2 separate regions of the Homo sapiens genome follow, and region 2 is linked to region 1. The links are chromatin contacts, found by Hi-C or POLR2A ChIA-PET in ENCODE. All regions are on one chromosome and are shown on one strand. The core of a region is the stretch at or near the end of the contact, and the rest is flanking DNA. Distances in the headings are between cores, read along the strand shown.

What was found. A loop is a pair of places that touch in the nucleus more often than their neighbours do. ChIA-PET counts read pairs that join two places held with the same protein, here RNA polymerase II (POLR2A). Pooled maps may share reads with other maps.
Region 2: a pooled map shows a loop between it and region 1 (4-fold over the local background). The contact joins the enhancer-like site here to the promoter of SLC39A8 in region 1. A Hi-C loop is called at or near these places in 1 of 37 single-sample maps with no recorded cell type and 8 of 50 pooled maps. POLR2A ChIA-PET finds 5 or more read pairs at or near these places in 1 of 52 experiments (activated naive CD4-positive, alpha-beta T cell).

Annotation. Positions count from the first base shown.
Region 1 is chr4:102,341,731-102,349,531 of GRCh38, forward strand. It overlaps SLC39A8 (solute carrier family 39 member 8), which reads right to left and starts at 3,752. Exons shown (of 9, transcript NM_001135146.2): 1 at 3,615-3,752; 2 at 2,714-3,185. The coding sequence starts at 2,932. It also overlaps the pseudogene RN7SL728P. RefSeq lists enhancers at 2,275-2,334, 4,235-4,284 and a silencer at 2,805-3,054.
Region 2 is chr4:102,582,798-102,590,598 of GRCh38, forward strand. NFKB1 (nuclear factor kappa B subunit 1) reads left to right here. Exons shown (of 24, transcript NM_003998.4): 10 at 69-160; 11 at 1,885-2,023. Among named protein-coding and RNA genes, the nearest start is that of NFKB1-AS1, 84 kb to the left of the region's middle. RefSeq lists an enhancer at 3,493-3,562 and a silencer at 4,063-4,112. Within about 2 kb of position 4,039, at least 4 of the 41 ENCODE cell types and tissues checked have a DNase peak (open chromatin) inside an H3K27ac peak, as active enhancers do.

The DNA.
Region 1 (7,801 bases), core at 2,502-5,001:
TAGTCCTTACTTAAGGATACGAAGAAAAATATTTAGAAAACCTTCCAAAATTGTCTAACAAATCTCCAGAGTTCATTAGTCTATTACCTGAGAAAAGCTGACCTAATAAATATCACAGCCCTCAACCAAAAGAACAATGTTATTTGAAAACTAAATCTTGTAGAAGATTCAATAAATTCCTGGACCTTGAAACAAATTTTATCTTCTTAGCCTTTTTCAAAGCCAAAAACCAGTGTCTCACAATAGACATGTGCATTGTTTATTCCACCCTGTGAGGAAACTGAAGTTGTATTCCTCAGGGTATGTAAGCATTAATGACCCTAAAATTTTACTCCAGAATTGGGTGGTTTCACACTGGAGCATACATGAATGTTGTGGGCTCAAGTCCATCACTTACCAGCAAATCAATGGATTCTTTTAGATTGGTATTTCATTTGTCATCATTTAACCAATGATTATTGTCATCATTAGGACTTTTTAGAACATCAGGCAAGGTACCGTGGCTCATGCCTGTAATCCCAGCACTTTGGGAGACCGAGGCCGGCGGATCACCTGAGGTCGGGAGTTTGAGACCAGACTGACCAACAGGGAGAAACCTCATCTCTACTAAAAATACAAATTAGCCCGGTGTGGTGGCACACGCCTGTAATCCCAGCTACCTGGAAGGCTGAGGCAGGAGAATTGCTTGAACCCAGAGGGGGAGGTTGTGGTGAACTGAGATCGTGCCATTGCACTCCAGCCTGAGCAACAAGAGTAAAACTCAGTCTCAAAAAAAAAGCAAGAACATCAAAGAGATGTTTGTTAGGCTTATTAAGTGGTAAATTTTCCTTGGCTTCCTTTTCTTTCCAAGGTAATTATGGGCTTCTTCCTGTCTCTTTTTGATGCCCACAGAGGCCATAATGAGGGCAGTTAAATATGCAAACATGAGAATGAGAAAACAGGTGTCAAGATACATATAATTTTACCTATTGAGACATCCTGCCTGCTAATAAACAGAGAATCGTATTACTGGTACACTTAACCAATTTTCCTAAATAATTTAGGCATGTTTTCCAATGTCTTTGCAAAGGTGATGTGGGGAGGTCTTTTGCCCCTTTAAAATTCATCAACACCTCCAGACACTGCAAGATAAGGAGGTCATGCAAGTCAAAACAATGTGTGGGCTACAGATATGCAGCTTCAAGTCAATCCTCTAAACTTCTTTCCAAGCACGTGACCATACCTACCTGGAAATACTGGAGTCAGCTCAGTTGTTTCCCCTATTTGATAAGAAAAGAATGCAACTAGCCAGCAAACACTTTATTTTCTTAAATATTAGCATAATTTGTGGGCATTTCCATTTTTCCAACACATCATTTCTCAGATATTACCCCAGATAAAATACCATGCCCAGAACTGGAATTATAGACAATTTACTAAAGAACATGCATAAGGGGACCACAAAACCCTTCTAGATCAAAGAGAGACCACCTCTGACATGCCATGGCATCAGAAAGTTCTACTTTTCTTAAGAGCCATATACTTTAATTGTGGTAAGATATTTCTAACAAAAAGATCAATCTACGTATAATGTTATTAACATGGAATTTATTTGATTACAGTTTCCCTAACTGTAATCTAAAGTCATATTCATTAGGAAACGCCAAATTTCCAAGAGCAGAGTATAATATGCAGCATTTCCCAAACATCTTGGACCCCAAAAACTTCTTGTAACAAACTAACATCGTCCAAAAATGACAAACGATATGGAAAATACCGTATTCTACCCTCCAATATCAGCTGTCAGTGGGACAGGAGTAAAGGAAAACAAGTCAAAGCACTGAGTTAACTGAGTTTTAAAAGACGGAGAGCAGTTTTGGAAGGATGCAGAAACTACACTTTGTCTACTTAACAATTTTAAGAACTACCCAATCACAGAGTATTTATTATAGAAATAATTAGGAATAATTTGATTTTATGTTTACAAAGAGGTATGATGTTTAACTGCTCCTACGTAGTTTGAAGCTTGTTCTTAAACCCAAGGTATTGCCAAATGCCTAGTAGTACCCTGTTTATTACTGAAAAAATTTTTTTAATCATTTTGGATAAATACTAGAATCAAATATTTGACCTGACATATGACAAGGAACTAACAATATAAGCCTAGTCTACCACCATCTGGATGACCAAATTAGAATCTTAGTCTCAAGGCCGCCCCTGTTTCAGCCCTGAATGCCTCATGTAATGTACACAGGAGCCAGAACTACATTATATCTCGTTTTCAAATAGCACTGGTTACGCACCGGGCAACTGTTAACCAGGGTGGCATGTGATAATCTTCCTTGCTAACCTTGTAGGAAGTGTGCGAGCCGTTATCTTTCTGGCAAGATTTAAGTAACTCATTCCTATCTAAAAAGCATCTGTTAAAGTGGCGTCACACCCTCAACTACTTCATAAAGTTTTCTATAAAATGTTAAAATCACCAGAGTCGGACCTCTCAGTTCATCAGGCGTAAAACTGCAGTTTCCGGCTGCCAAATCCCTTAACAACGTTAACCTTTTAATCCTTCAGCCTCGTCTAGTGAAAAGCAAGTGTCACCAGATACCGCCTTCTACTTGAGAAATATAACAAGATTCTTTCTCCTGCACTTTTCCCAAATAAAAACGGCTCATATACAAAGTGAAGTCTAGGGACACCCACAGTACGGAGGGCTGCCCGGACCTGGCGGCCTTACCTGGTTGAAGTGCAGCTGGCCAGGCTCCGGGACGCCCACGCGGGAGGCGGCTCCCATCTGCTCCAGCAAGTGCTGGAGCTGCGCCGCCGACAGGCTCAGATTCGCGCCGAACACGCTCAGCACATCCTCGCTGAAGGCTAGCCCTGGCCCCTCCGCCACTCCTCCGAGGCCGGCGGCCGCCAGCAACAGGAGCCCGGCCACCGCGCGACCCGGGGCCATCCTGGCCTGGGCTTCCCCTTGAGGGCCCGCGACGGGCTGCCGCGCAGAGGGACGCGCGCGGGCGCACTGGCGTCCTTGCCCAAGGGCGGGAGCGTCAGTGCTCGGCGCTGCTCCGAGTCAGAGGTGGCGCGGGACGCCCCTGGTTCTCCGACGCCTTCGAAAGAACAGCAGCTCGCGACCTGCGGGGCATTGAAGTGGCAGCGTAGCCGAGGGGAGCGATAGGCGGAGTGGGCCCCCCGGCCTCCTGGAGAGCCTGAGATAAAGAGGACAAAGGGGGACAGAGATAAAGGCCACCAGGGCACCAGCCGGCAGGCTCCAGAAACGCTGCGTGGCAGTAGCCCTCAAACGCCCGGCCGGGCATGGGGCCAGACGCCCCGGATCCGGGTTTGCAAACGCCCCAGGATTTGCGTACATATGCTCCTCCCGGATATAAAGCCCCAAACCACGCCACTTCTTAGGAAAAACTAAAACCACACTAACTGTAGAACTCCACCTCCTCTTCCTGTCTTTCTGCTTTATTCTCTCCGCCGCAAACTTAGAAGTGAGACGTGCAGTCCCCAAGGAGCTGCAGAAAAGGGCTCTTCCGGAGTCCTGGGGATTGCGCGTTTAAAGGGGACCCTCCCTCTCCCCGGATCTTCTCTGAGCTTGGCAAGTTAATCGGAAGCACTCGCTGGCCTCTCACCTCTCCTATCTGTTTGTTTGTCTGTCTCTGCGTCTTTCTCTCTGCGTGTCAACGTAAGACTCGGTCTCTGGATCTCTCTCTCTTTCTGTCTCCCGCCCCCACAACCTCTGTATCTCTGACAGGTCCGCGGTGAAACTCCGCGATCCGCTCCGGCGCTCTTTACAAATAAGGGGAGGAGGGCCCTGTCCCCGCCTCCGTAGCACGTGGTGACCCATTTCCCCAGCCTGAACTCCCGCGCGCGTCCACGCCGGGGCGCAGGACCGCCGGCCTTCCCTCCGCGGGCGCTGCTCATTCCCAGCATCAGCCATGCCCTCTTCCCCACCCTCACTCCTGAGGGTTACCTGATGCCACCTCCGTGTCGGGGTCCCTAACTCCTCTCTGGTCTCGGGGACGCATGCATCTTTTCGTGATCTTGATGAAACCAACTTGCTGAAATGGAGCCTGGAGACCCTTGCATTGTCTACATAATTAACAGGAATTGCTTTTTTTTCTCACTTCTTAAAATCAGAGGAGAAAGAGGAAATCCAATGGTAGCGGTGGCGGGCTAGCTGAGCCAGCACTGCCCAAGCCGGCCCTTCCTGGCGGGATATCCGCAGATCAGAGGAATGTTTATTTGTTCATATGGGAGCTCAAGAAAAGCTGACTTAGGTGTGATGTCAACAGGTTTGTGTAAAGTGAGTGTGGTGTTTGAGGCAAAGTTTGTATCTGGTGGATATAGTGGTTCAAGTGTAAAGTGAAACCATGCTTCACTGTTAGATGGCTGTGAAAGGAAAATAAATCTTGAGACTTCAAAATCACCAAGCTAAAGGGAAACATCAAGAAGGGACCAGCTTAGGGCAAACCTGCCTGCCATTCTATTCAAATTCATCCCTCTGAGGCTCACCTGAGACAAATGCATATCTGATTGCTTTCTCTTCTCCATCGTTTATGCAAAAAATGCAGATTCACTGGGCCAGACTAAACTGTCTATTGAGTGGAAGGCTGATCATGGCCTCAAAAGAATGCAACCTTTTGTCTCTTGTCTATTATACTTCTAACCTGGAAGCCCCCACTTCCAATTGTCTCACCTTACTGGACTGAACCAATGTACATCTTACACATATTGATTGATGTCTCATGTCTCTCTAAAATATATAAAAGCAAACTGTACCCCCGACCACCTTGGGCACATGTCTCAGGACTTCCTGAGGCTGTGTCAGGGGCACATCCTTAACCTTGCCAAAATAAACTTTCTAAATTGACTGAGACCTGTCTCAGACATTTTGCATTCACGTGACTAAGGACAATAAAAAGAATACAAGATGCCGTTCTTGCCTTTCATCAGGAGAATGCACAGCCTCCTAAAATAGCACATTTTAAAGAGACATTAAGTCTAGACAAAGGGGAAAAGATGGGGAAAGGGAAAAAATCTTAATCTTAGAAGAGGAACCTAAAGACATAACTGCAGAAGAAAGAGACAGGTAGAGAACATTCCCAGAGGCTAAGGATCTAGGCAGACGAAGCTGAAGGATTGTCATATGGAAGAAGGTTTAACTATATTATATCTAACTTCAGAGGACAGAAGGCAGCAGTCATGGGGCAAAGTCACCCAGAGGAAGGTTTCTGTGGAATTATAAGGCATGGCTGCCTTGGAAGATAGTGATTTCTCCATGATCAAAAGTGATTCAAATCAACAGATCCTGGGTGACCGCCTTTAGTAGGTGGTAGGAGGATTCATGCCTGAAGGGAGATGAACTAAATGATCTTAATACTGTGCTCTTTCCAATTATAAAATCTACGTATTTGTTAATAATAATTTACAGAATTATGTTGATGCTAAAAGGGCAAATATTTCATCTAAGGGCCAGAAGTAAGTTAATATCACAGTTGTCCTCTTAAATCACTCAGCTCGTGGGACTCTTCAAGCCTTTCATTGGATTTTAAAATATAGTTTGTTGCCTATTTTTCCTTTGGACCTCCGTGATGCAAAATGATTTTTGGAAATTAATGAATGCTCTAAATGGCTAATCTATACCCAGCAAGTTGTTTATTTCCAGCTTTTCTAAAACTAAATTTGTCCATAAAGTGTTAGATTTTAACAAATATAAAAGGTTTTTAAAAATACAAATCTTGGCTGGGCACTGTGGCTCACGCCTGTAATCTCAGCACTTTGGGAGAATAAGGTGGGCAGATAGCTTGAGATCAGGAGTTCAGACCAACCTGGCCAACATGTAAAAACCCTGTGTCTACTAAAAGTACAAAAATTAGCCAGGCATGGTGGCGCACGCTTGTAATCCTTGCTACTCGGGAGGCTGAGGCATGAAAATCGCTTGAACCTAGGAGACAGAGGTTGCAGTGAGCCAAGATCAGGACACTGCACTCCAACCTGGGTGACAGAGTGAGACTCTGCCTCAAAAAAGAAAATAATACAAATACAAATACAAATCTTACATTGTGGGATTTTTAGAATATATAATTTATCTATTTATCAGTCATTCATGTCTATGCACATACATTTCGCCAGCCCATCAAGTCCACAAAATAAGAAACAGTAAAATAAATGACCAACCTGCATGCCAACTTTACTAAGCCCAGTTAACATAATGCAATTAAGAGAAAGTGTTCAGAAAATTTCAGGTTACTAACTACCAAATAGGTAAGGCTAATTTCTAGATCATCCAGTCTAATAAACTATAATCACCAAAGAACTACAGGTTAGGCATCTCTAATTCAAAAATTCCAAATCCAAAATACTGCAAAATATGAAACTTTTTGAGTGCTGAAATGACACCAATGGAAAATTCTACACCTGACCTCATTTGACAGGTGCACAAAATTATTGGAAATATTATATAGAATTACTTTCAGCCTATGTTTATAGGGTGTATATGAAACATAAATGAATTTTGTGTTTAGACTTGGGTCCCATCCCCAAAATATCTCATTTTATATATATGTAAATATTCAGAAATCTTTAATAATCCAAATTTGAAACACTTCTGGTCCCAAGCATTTCAAATCAACTCATAACCAAATAATGTTTCATTTATTTATTTATTTATTTTTTAAGAGGCAGGATCTCACTATGTTGCTCAAGCTAGGACGCAGTGGCTATTCACAGGCACAATCCAACTATTGACCACCACGGAGTTTTGACCTACTCCATTCAGACCTGAGCCAGTTCACACCTCCTCAGACAACCTGGTGGTCCCCAGTCACCACCACCCCACATCTGAAGGTCATCATATTGATGCCAAACTTAGTGACTGGCACAGCCCACTACATCCCAGAGCTCCTGGGCTCGAGTGATCCTCCCACCTCAGCCTCCTCAACAGCTGGGATTACAGGCCTGTGCCACTGCACCTAGCCAGATAAATTTTAGGGTCCAAATTCTATAAGTCATATTATTACAAAAGAAAAACACTTCCCATTTAAAATATAATGTATAATGTATAAAATATATTTTTCTTAGAAATTTGCCTTAAAGGTCGAATACTTTTAAATGATAATGAGGGTAGCATGCCAAGTACACTGGCCAGGATGTTGAAAAATGTCACGTTTCTGACTCAGGCACTTGGGAAACCTGGGAAACTCATTTGACCTCACCAGGATGAATTCCCTTGTCTGTAAAACAAGATAATTGGGACAGAAGAATATCAAGTCTCCATTCCAGCCTTTTTATTTCTAAGTGTCTAATTTGGAAGTCACTTATCAGAACAAAACATGAAACCCCTAAAAAAGAAATAAGACTTCACTTCCCCAAGTGAAAGGACAGTTAACTTCAAATCTTACTTTCTCTAATGATTTCAGTTTTTTCTCAGTTCAGATCTTTTGTGACTATCGCAAATATAAAGCAAACTGGCCTCTTGTAAACATTTTCATGCATGCATTTTCTCTGTGGAAGGACTAATAAGGAAATCTAAAAGATGACACACCCCTTTCTCTTCTTCCCTTCTCTTCCTTGCCATCCAGCCTGGAAGTCGTTAGGTGGAGTATAGCAGTGTCTGTGTGGAGGGGAGCCATAGTGGCCCAAAGAGGGGTGTTGGAGCTTGAACAAGAAAAAAAGGATATCTAAGTAGGAGAGAACATAGCATGGACAGTAGGAGCCCAAGCAGGGTCCTGAAGGTGTCCAGATTTGGGAAGAGACATGGGAAATCAGAGCTGCATCACTAATGGGATAAGGGTGTATGTGTGTGCACAAGCACTGA
Region 2 (7,801 bases), core at 2,789-5,288, 240 kb after region 1:
TTTTCAGCATGTTTATAAATACTATTTACACTATGTGAAATTACACACTTCAATGTGATTGTTTGCAGATGACATCCAGATTCGATTTTATGAAGAGGAAGAAAATGGTGGAGTCTGGGAAGGATTTGGAGATTTTTCCCCCACAGATGTTCATAGACAAGTAAGTGATTTATTATTATTATTAATCCTTATTATTTTTAGAGATGGGATCTCACTCTGACACCCAGGCTGCAGTGCAGTGGTACAATCACAGCTCACTGTATCCCCCAACTGTTGGGCTTGAGGGATCCTCCTGTCTCAACCTACCAAATATCTGGGACTACAGGCATGCTACCATGCCCAGCTAGTTTCTTCAGTTTTATTTTTTTTGTAGAGATGATGTCTTGCCATCTTGCTCAGGCTCGTCTTGAACTCCTGGACTTAAGCGATTATCCCACATTGGCCTCCCAAAATGCTGGGATTATAGGCATGATCCATATTACTATCATCATTTTATACTTTCTGCCTTATTGAAATTTAGTACTTAGCTTCCATCTATAAAAAAGAAAAATCATAAATATTTAACTTCCATAAAACAGTACTATTTTTAAGACTCATGCAGGTCATCCAAAAAAGTTACCTACTGTAGAGTTATGGGCAAGGTTCTGTTAGATCGTTTGCTCTGAGATGTTGGCAAGATATTTAATTGCTGCCTAATCCCCTAACCCATAAGACAGTGCCCCACAGGTCCTTTAATGAAAATGTTTTTAAGTGTTCTACCAAAGTAATTATGATGAGACCTATTTTATGATAGCACCTAATTATGATAACACCTTAAAAGGGTGTTCTAGGAGTCATCTTCTAATTGAAGCTGATGTCATCCTGTTAAATGAAGATTTCCCAATGGCAACTGATTAAATGATCAGTTTAATCATTTAATAACATGATAATGCTGAGCCCCCACCTTAATTATTATTCTCCTATTTACAAGTAATTGAAGAGTATTCTCCTATTTACAAGTAATTATCTGGATTGGAAACAATCCAGATATTCATCAGTAAGTGGCCAGTTAAATTATGGTCTGTCCTTTTGATGAAATATCATGTAGTTATTCAAAAGAATGAGTACTCTGCGAACTAATATAGAAAGATCTCAGTTATACAGTGTTAAAATATTTTAAAAGATGGGTGTAGAACAAAGTGTGTGTAGAAATGATTCTATGTTCATGCATAAAGAAATTCTGGAAGGATACCTAAGAAATTAATAACAGTATTTACCACTGGCTGGTACACTGTAGGAACTGCATGGATGGGGAACAAGAATGTCAAAGAGAATACCACTGTATGCTTTTTTATATTTTATAAGATCTTTATCCCTGTGAATATATTACATAGTCAAAAAATCAAACTGAAAAATGCTTAAATCCCTAACATACCACCAAGAACTAATGTGTTATGATGCCAATGTAAGCAATGTTTAGTTTCTTCTCTTCATCACTGGCCTGTAGCCATCTCTCTCTTTCCATACCCAGTCTTTCTGATGTTGCTCTAAATAATCTTGGAGGCTTTTAAGGCTGCTTTGGAAGAGAAGAAAGTATATGCAGTGAATTTTATAAGCATGATATTTACAACTAGAAGACATTTGAAATAGACAAATGAAATAATAAAGCTTCGTAGTACATTAGCATAGCATTGTATTTTGATTTTACAGTAGCAATTTCATAAAAATGTATCGGTATAGAATTCTGAGTTTGGAACTTTCTCCAGGACACGGTGTTTTTTAGTACACTGTGTCTAAACATTGGGTATAAAGAAAAGCATAAGGAATGTGTTTAATGAGTAGCATTACTGCAAAAAAAAAAAAAATGTAGTCCTACACCAACATGTGGTTCTTCGTATCCTGCAGTTTGCCATTGTCTTCAAAACTCCAAAGTATAAAGATATTAATATTACAAAACCAGCCTCTGTGTTTGTCCAGCTTCGGAGGAAATCTGACTTGGAAACTAGTGAACCAAAACCTTTCCTCTACTATCCTGAAATCAAAGGTAAGTCAGTTGTTTAAAATCTTATGCTCATATTTTATTTTATTTTATTTTTGGTTTTTGTTTTGTTTTGTTTTGTTTTGAGACAGAGTCTGACTCTGTTGCCCAGGCTGGAGTGCAATGGTGCAATCATAGCTCACTGCAACTTCGAACTCCTGGCCTCAAACAGTTCTCCTGCCCCAGCATCTCAAATAGCTGGGACTACAGGTGTGCGCCACCATGCCGGGCTAATTTTTTTTTTTTTTTACTTTTAATAGAAATGAGGACTTCCTACATTGTCCAGGCTGGCCTTAAACTCCTGGCCTTAAGCAGTCCTCCGGCCTTGGCCTCCCAAAGTGCTGGGATTACAGGCTTGAGCTGCCATGTCTTGCCATTGTGCTTGTTCTGAGAAGAGGACAAGCTAATTAGAAAAGATCAGTTAGTCACCTCCTTTGAACAGCTTTCTAGTAACAGGTCCCTGGATCCATGGTGCTTATTTTTAGAAGAGACAGTAGTATATTATTTTGAGGTCATGGAATTAGTCTAGCTTTTTAAAATAATGTTATTTCCACCAAGCTTATATGAGATTTAGACATTGAGAATTTGTCTTTGAATTTGAGAATCTAACATTTATTGACTAACTCAGAGTTCAAGCAGCTGAGATGAAAAAATCAGGCTTGCTGTTTAGGAGAATCAGCCAGTTAGTCAACCAGCCTCAGGCGGTGGAACAGAAAACTTGGCCAACATGCACTGTGAAACTATGAAAATGAGTAAGGCATCATTCTTTCTCTCACAAAAGATGCTTTAAGAAAGGGCACTCATAGGTTTCTTAAATAGTTATAATGTAAATTATGATTTTAATAAGTACCGAAAGTGAAGCATCCATAAAAATATAAGAGAATGTTGAAGAGAGAGCCCTTGGTCCCTTTATTCTAAAGCAGCCTCCAAAAAGAAGGCTTCGTCAAGGAGATATCATTTGGCCCTCAGCATTTGGGGTATATTTCAGCAGTTGGGTGTTAAACAGAGAAGGAGAGGGTTCTCTAGGTTTAAGTTACTTGAGGAGCTTAAAGAGAGAGGTAAACACAGCGTTTATGCAGAGGGAAAAAAGTGTTCTGAGCGCTCGGATGGACATGAAGGCCAATGTGGGTAAGGAAGGCCAGGGCCAGGCTAAAGAGGGCTGTGAATGGCAGCTTAAGAATTTTGCATTAATTCTGGAGAGGGATAGCCGGGCCTGCCTAGGTTTGGAATGATGGCTCTGACTTCTTTATGTCACCACTGAGGGTACCATTTAGGAGGCAGATGATGAGTCAGAAGAGTAATGCAAGAATCCAAGTGAGAAACAGTGCAGTTAGTAAAGGTCCTAGTGCCAGGAATGAAAGGAGATGGTGGACTTAAGAGAGAGTGCAGTGATACTGTGATACAGTGATACTGTCAAGAGGGCCTAGAGGTCGGAGGTGTAGGAGAGACGGGGAGTCATAGATGGGTCTAAGACTCCCTGACCAGGAAGCTTGTGATGTGGTTGACTTGATGAAAGGAACAAGGGAGCAAAAGTAGATTTGGGTGGGAAAAGAAGGAGCTCAGAGTAAAACATGTTATATTTTAGGTCCCTGTGGGAAAATCAAGTGTAAGTTCTTAGTAGGCAGATCAAAAGGCAGAACTGGAACTCAAGAGAGGACAGGGTGAGAAATTTAGCATTAGAATCATCTCAAAACGAGATATAACAGGCACCAACTGAGTCATCATTCAAAGGTATTTCTTAACCTAGAGTCCACTGACCCCCAAAGAGTCTGTGGATAGAAATGTACTTTGATATCATCAGCTTCTTTTATAATCCTGTTTTGTATTTTACATACTGAAAACCATGATTCTGAGAAGAGATCCATAGAGTTCACCAGACTGCAGAAGGGGCTGTGGCACAAACAAAATTAGAAACCCCTCAGTTGGAGGGAAGTGAGACTGGGAAGGGAGGTCAGTAAAATGATTGCCACGGGGCACCCAGATCCTTGCTGAGGTTGGAAACCGCAAAGGTGCAGCAGCAACAAGCCACATGGGTGGGTGTTGTCTCCTGTGAGAGCAAGATGTGATAGGTAATCTTTGAAGAGGGCTTTCCTTTCCTAGAATTCGTGCTGCCACAGGAGTGTTTAGAAAACGGTTCTACAAGTTCTTGTTTCTTTTCTGAGGTTGTGGCCTCTCCATTGTTTGGTCAGATTTGTAGTGCACTCTATATCCTGGTGGTTTGAAAACATTGTCAGCACAATAACTTTTCTTTCTTCACATGAGATTTCATACAAAATCCCAGTGTATGGACATGGTAGGCTTTGATTAAAATAGGGGTGAAGGGCCCTGCCAGCTCGGCCTTCCGAGAGGCTGTCCCACCTCTCCTTACTTCCCTATCAGGAGCTGCTGGAGGTCTTTTGAATGCTTCTGCCTACACAAAATGATGTGAAAATCACTGCTTTAATTTAAACACCCTTCTTTAAAAGTAGACACAGAAGAAAAATATGGATAATTTTTTTAGACTTTCTGAGGAAAAAAATAGATTTCTTCTCCAGAAATATGTCTTCAAATAATGCCAGTTTTTGCTAACACAGAGAATCATGAAGAAAGAAAACCCAGGTTACCTGTATGTGTATGAACCTAGAAACATTCAAAGCTCAGCTTGGTATCTAGGCTGCCTGTCTCCCTTTCCCAGTGGTATCTATGCCTCAGAAAAGTATGTTATAGTGGGGGTATATTCAGGTGATTACTTTAATGCCTCGTTATCATAGTAGGAACTATCCAATGCAGGGATTAGAGAATGGGGTCACCTGAAAGTTCAAAATTGCACCTGTATGCTTCATGCACCTACCTTCCAGGCTGTCATTGATGAAAAGCTTCATACAATACAAAGTTTAAGAACTGTCTGGAGAAATACTTACCCATTGAGCTCTGAAGGAAAGAATGGACAACATATATATATATGAGGACAACAAATTACTTGATTCTATAGAAACCTTCTGGATTATAAAAACTCAAGATAATAGGACCAAGGAGAAATAATCTGACCAGGCAATATAACTGGTCAGAAAAGTAGTAGGCCATTTAGCATTAGAGTAAGTAGATAGAAATGGATCCAAACTGTACAACCCAGGGAAACATTGCATACATTTCTCAGAAGTCATTGAACACACTTTTCCTTACCCCCAGTCTCTGTAGTCATTCCCTATCTCATTGCCTAATTTTATGTTCTTCATTATTTTTATCAATATGTAAACCTGTCTTATCTATTTATTTATGGGTCTATTGTCTTCCTACCACCCCGAGTACAAAGAATCTTCTTTAGGTCATAGACTATCTAGAACAGTATAAGTTGCATAGAAAATGCTCATTAAATATCTGTGGACTGACTTATTGATTGACCAGCCAAGCTGCCATCCATCCTCATCTATAAGGCTAGTAATATGTTGGGTATCATCAGGTAAGACATTATACATAAATATAAAGCATCATACAGAACCAGCCCGGAGCTTTGCATCCTCTATGGTCATCAACATTGTACTTCACAAAAAATTATTGGAGATGGTTGGGTCCAGGGGAGACGATCGAAATAATCAAGAGAAGGATGATTGGCAGAGGAGGAAGATAGTTGAGGAACTGCTGTACAAAAGCAAAAAAAAATAAAAAAAAAATAAAAGAGACCATAATGATTTTTCAGTCTGAAAGATGGAGATTAGGGATAAATAATCTTTAAATTATGAAAGGTATGGCCAAGATAAATGCAGTCACCTTTACTGGTAAACTAAAACCTGAAAAGTGAGAATGAGGTACTTTTAAGGCACATGCACAGAAATAGGTAGCAAACACTAGGAGATTATCCATATTTGTGAATTGAACTATTATCTAAAGTCATCAACTGTTATGTAAAGTCATTGATTATTAAAGTCACTGGTTATTATTATACAAAGCTATTTTGGAGTGTTTTCAAAAGAATGACAGCCTAACATAATGAAAACATCACTGCACTTTGAGACTGATCTTGACTCCATTGTGACCTCAGATAAGTCACCTAACCCCTCCTAGCTTCAGTTTCCTCTCCTGCAAAAGGAGAACTTGTAGTAAGTGGCTGCTTTGGTTCCTTCTAAAATAGGTTGATGTTTCATAGTACATCCCATGGTGCCATTGTCAAAAGCAGACCGCAAGGATAAATGATCCCTTGAATATGGAGTGTGAAAGTCTCCATATTCAATTCTGTGGAGATTCAAACAGCAGGTTCTTTTATAAAGCTTATGTGGAATGTTCTGTATCAGTTTCTTGTCATTGGAATCTTACTAGCTGTGTTATAATTAATATTTTGCCCTTAAAATTCCCATTTTACAGTGAAATACAGCCAATAAATATCTCTCTGCTTTAAAAGGTAAAATGAATACATAGAAAATACTAACTAGTCTCTTTGCTGGAATCCATGTCAATAGATAACATTTATTTCTGAAGATAAATAAGTTGCCTGCTTCCCTCTTGTGTTTCATATGTCTGCAGTGAACAGTAATGAGTATAGCTGTAAATTAGTTAAGATAGAACCGATGGGGAAATTATAAATCTGAATCTAAAACATATTTGATAAGTAAGTCAAAGTTTCTCCACTTAAAGGTCATCCCCTTCTAGTGGAAGCATATTTTTCTCAAAATTTGGCAACCTTGGTTTTTTTTTTTTCCTGGGAAGTCTGGAGATGCTCAGCTTTTAAACAACTATTAAAGTGTACTTTGTTACCCTGCTTTCCCCTGCTTCATCTTTCAACTGCAGTTAGATGATCATGAGATAATCAGTAAACAGAGACCTTCTATCTAGCCCTAAGATGACTGAAACAACCACAGAATTAGAAATAATCGAAGTTCTTTCTGAACATAAGCATGACAAAACTGACATTGAAGAATCAGAAATAGAATAATTGTTAAGGGTTCAGCACTAATCAAAAAAAAGAATACCTCATTGACTGTATTTAATTTGAAAAAACGAAATAAAACCTCCTTAACTGCTCCAGCCCAAAAAAAGAGAAGAAAGGTATATGATAGAAAAAGAAGAGAAAGAAAAGGAAACAGAAAGGAGAAACAAGAACACAGTAACACCACATAGGCAGTAACGGAACTCAAAAGGGCATTGGGGCTGGTGAGAAGCACAGATAGCGAGAAACAGAAAGATGAAAACAAAACAAAAAGAAAAGCAATCAGAAGTCTCAGAGGGCATCACTGTATTGTAGTCAAATAGTGGTCTTAGACTTTTAGCCCCAGTATCTCATCAGTCACCAGAGGTTACAGATCCCTTGGTTACTGTTTTTCTGGCATCCACCCCATTTTTATTATCCTGGTGACCACTAAGGAATGGGCCTCCATCACTTATGTCCGCATTGTCTCTGCCTCTCACTTTAACTCTTTAGTATGTCCCACACACACGTAAAAGATGAACTTCCTAAAATACCATCCCCTACACATTATTTCCCTGTTCAAAAACATTCAGCAGCTTTCTTGCCTGTAAGTTCATTCTCCGGGTGCTCCGCAGTGTTGTCCCAAACAGTTCCATTTCTCAGGAATTCCTTATACAGTCATAGCTTGTTTCTTTATATTTTGCAAATACTGTGATTTTTACAAATTGAAGGTTTGTGGCAATAGTGTCAAGAAAGTCTATTGGTGCCATTTTTCCCACAGCATGTACTCACTTTATGTCTCTGTGTCACATTTTGGTAATTCTCTCAATACTCGAAACTTTTCCATGATTATTATATCCATTATGGTGATCTGTGAACAGTGATCTTTGATGTTTTGGGGGTAC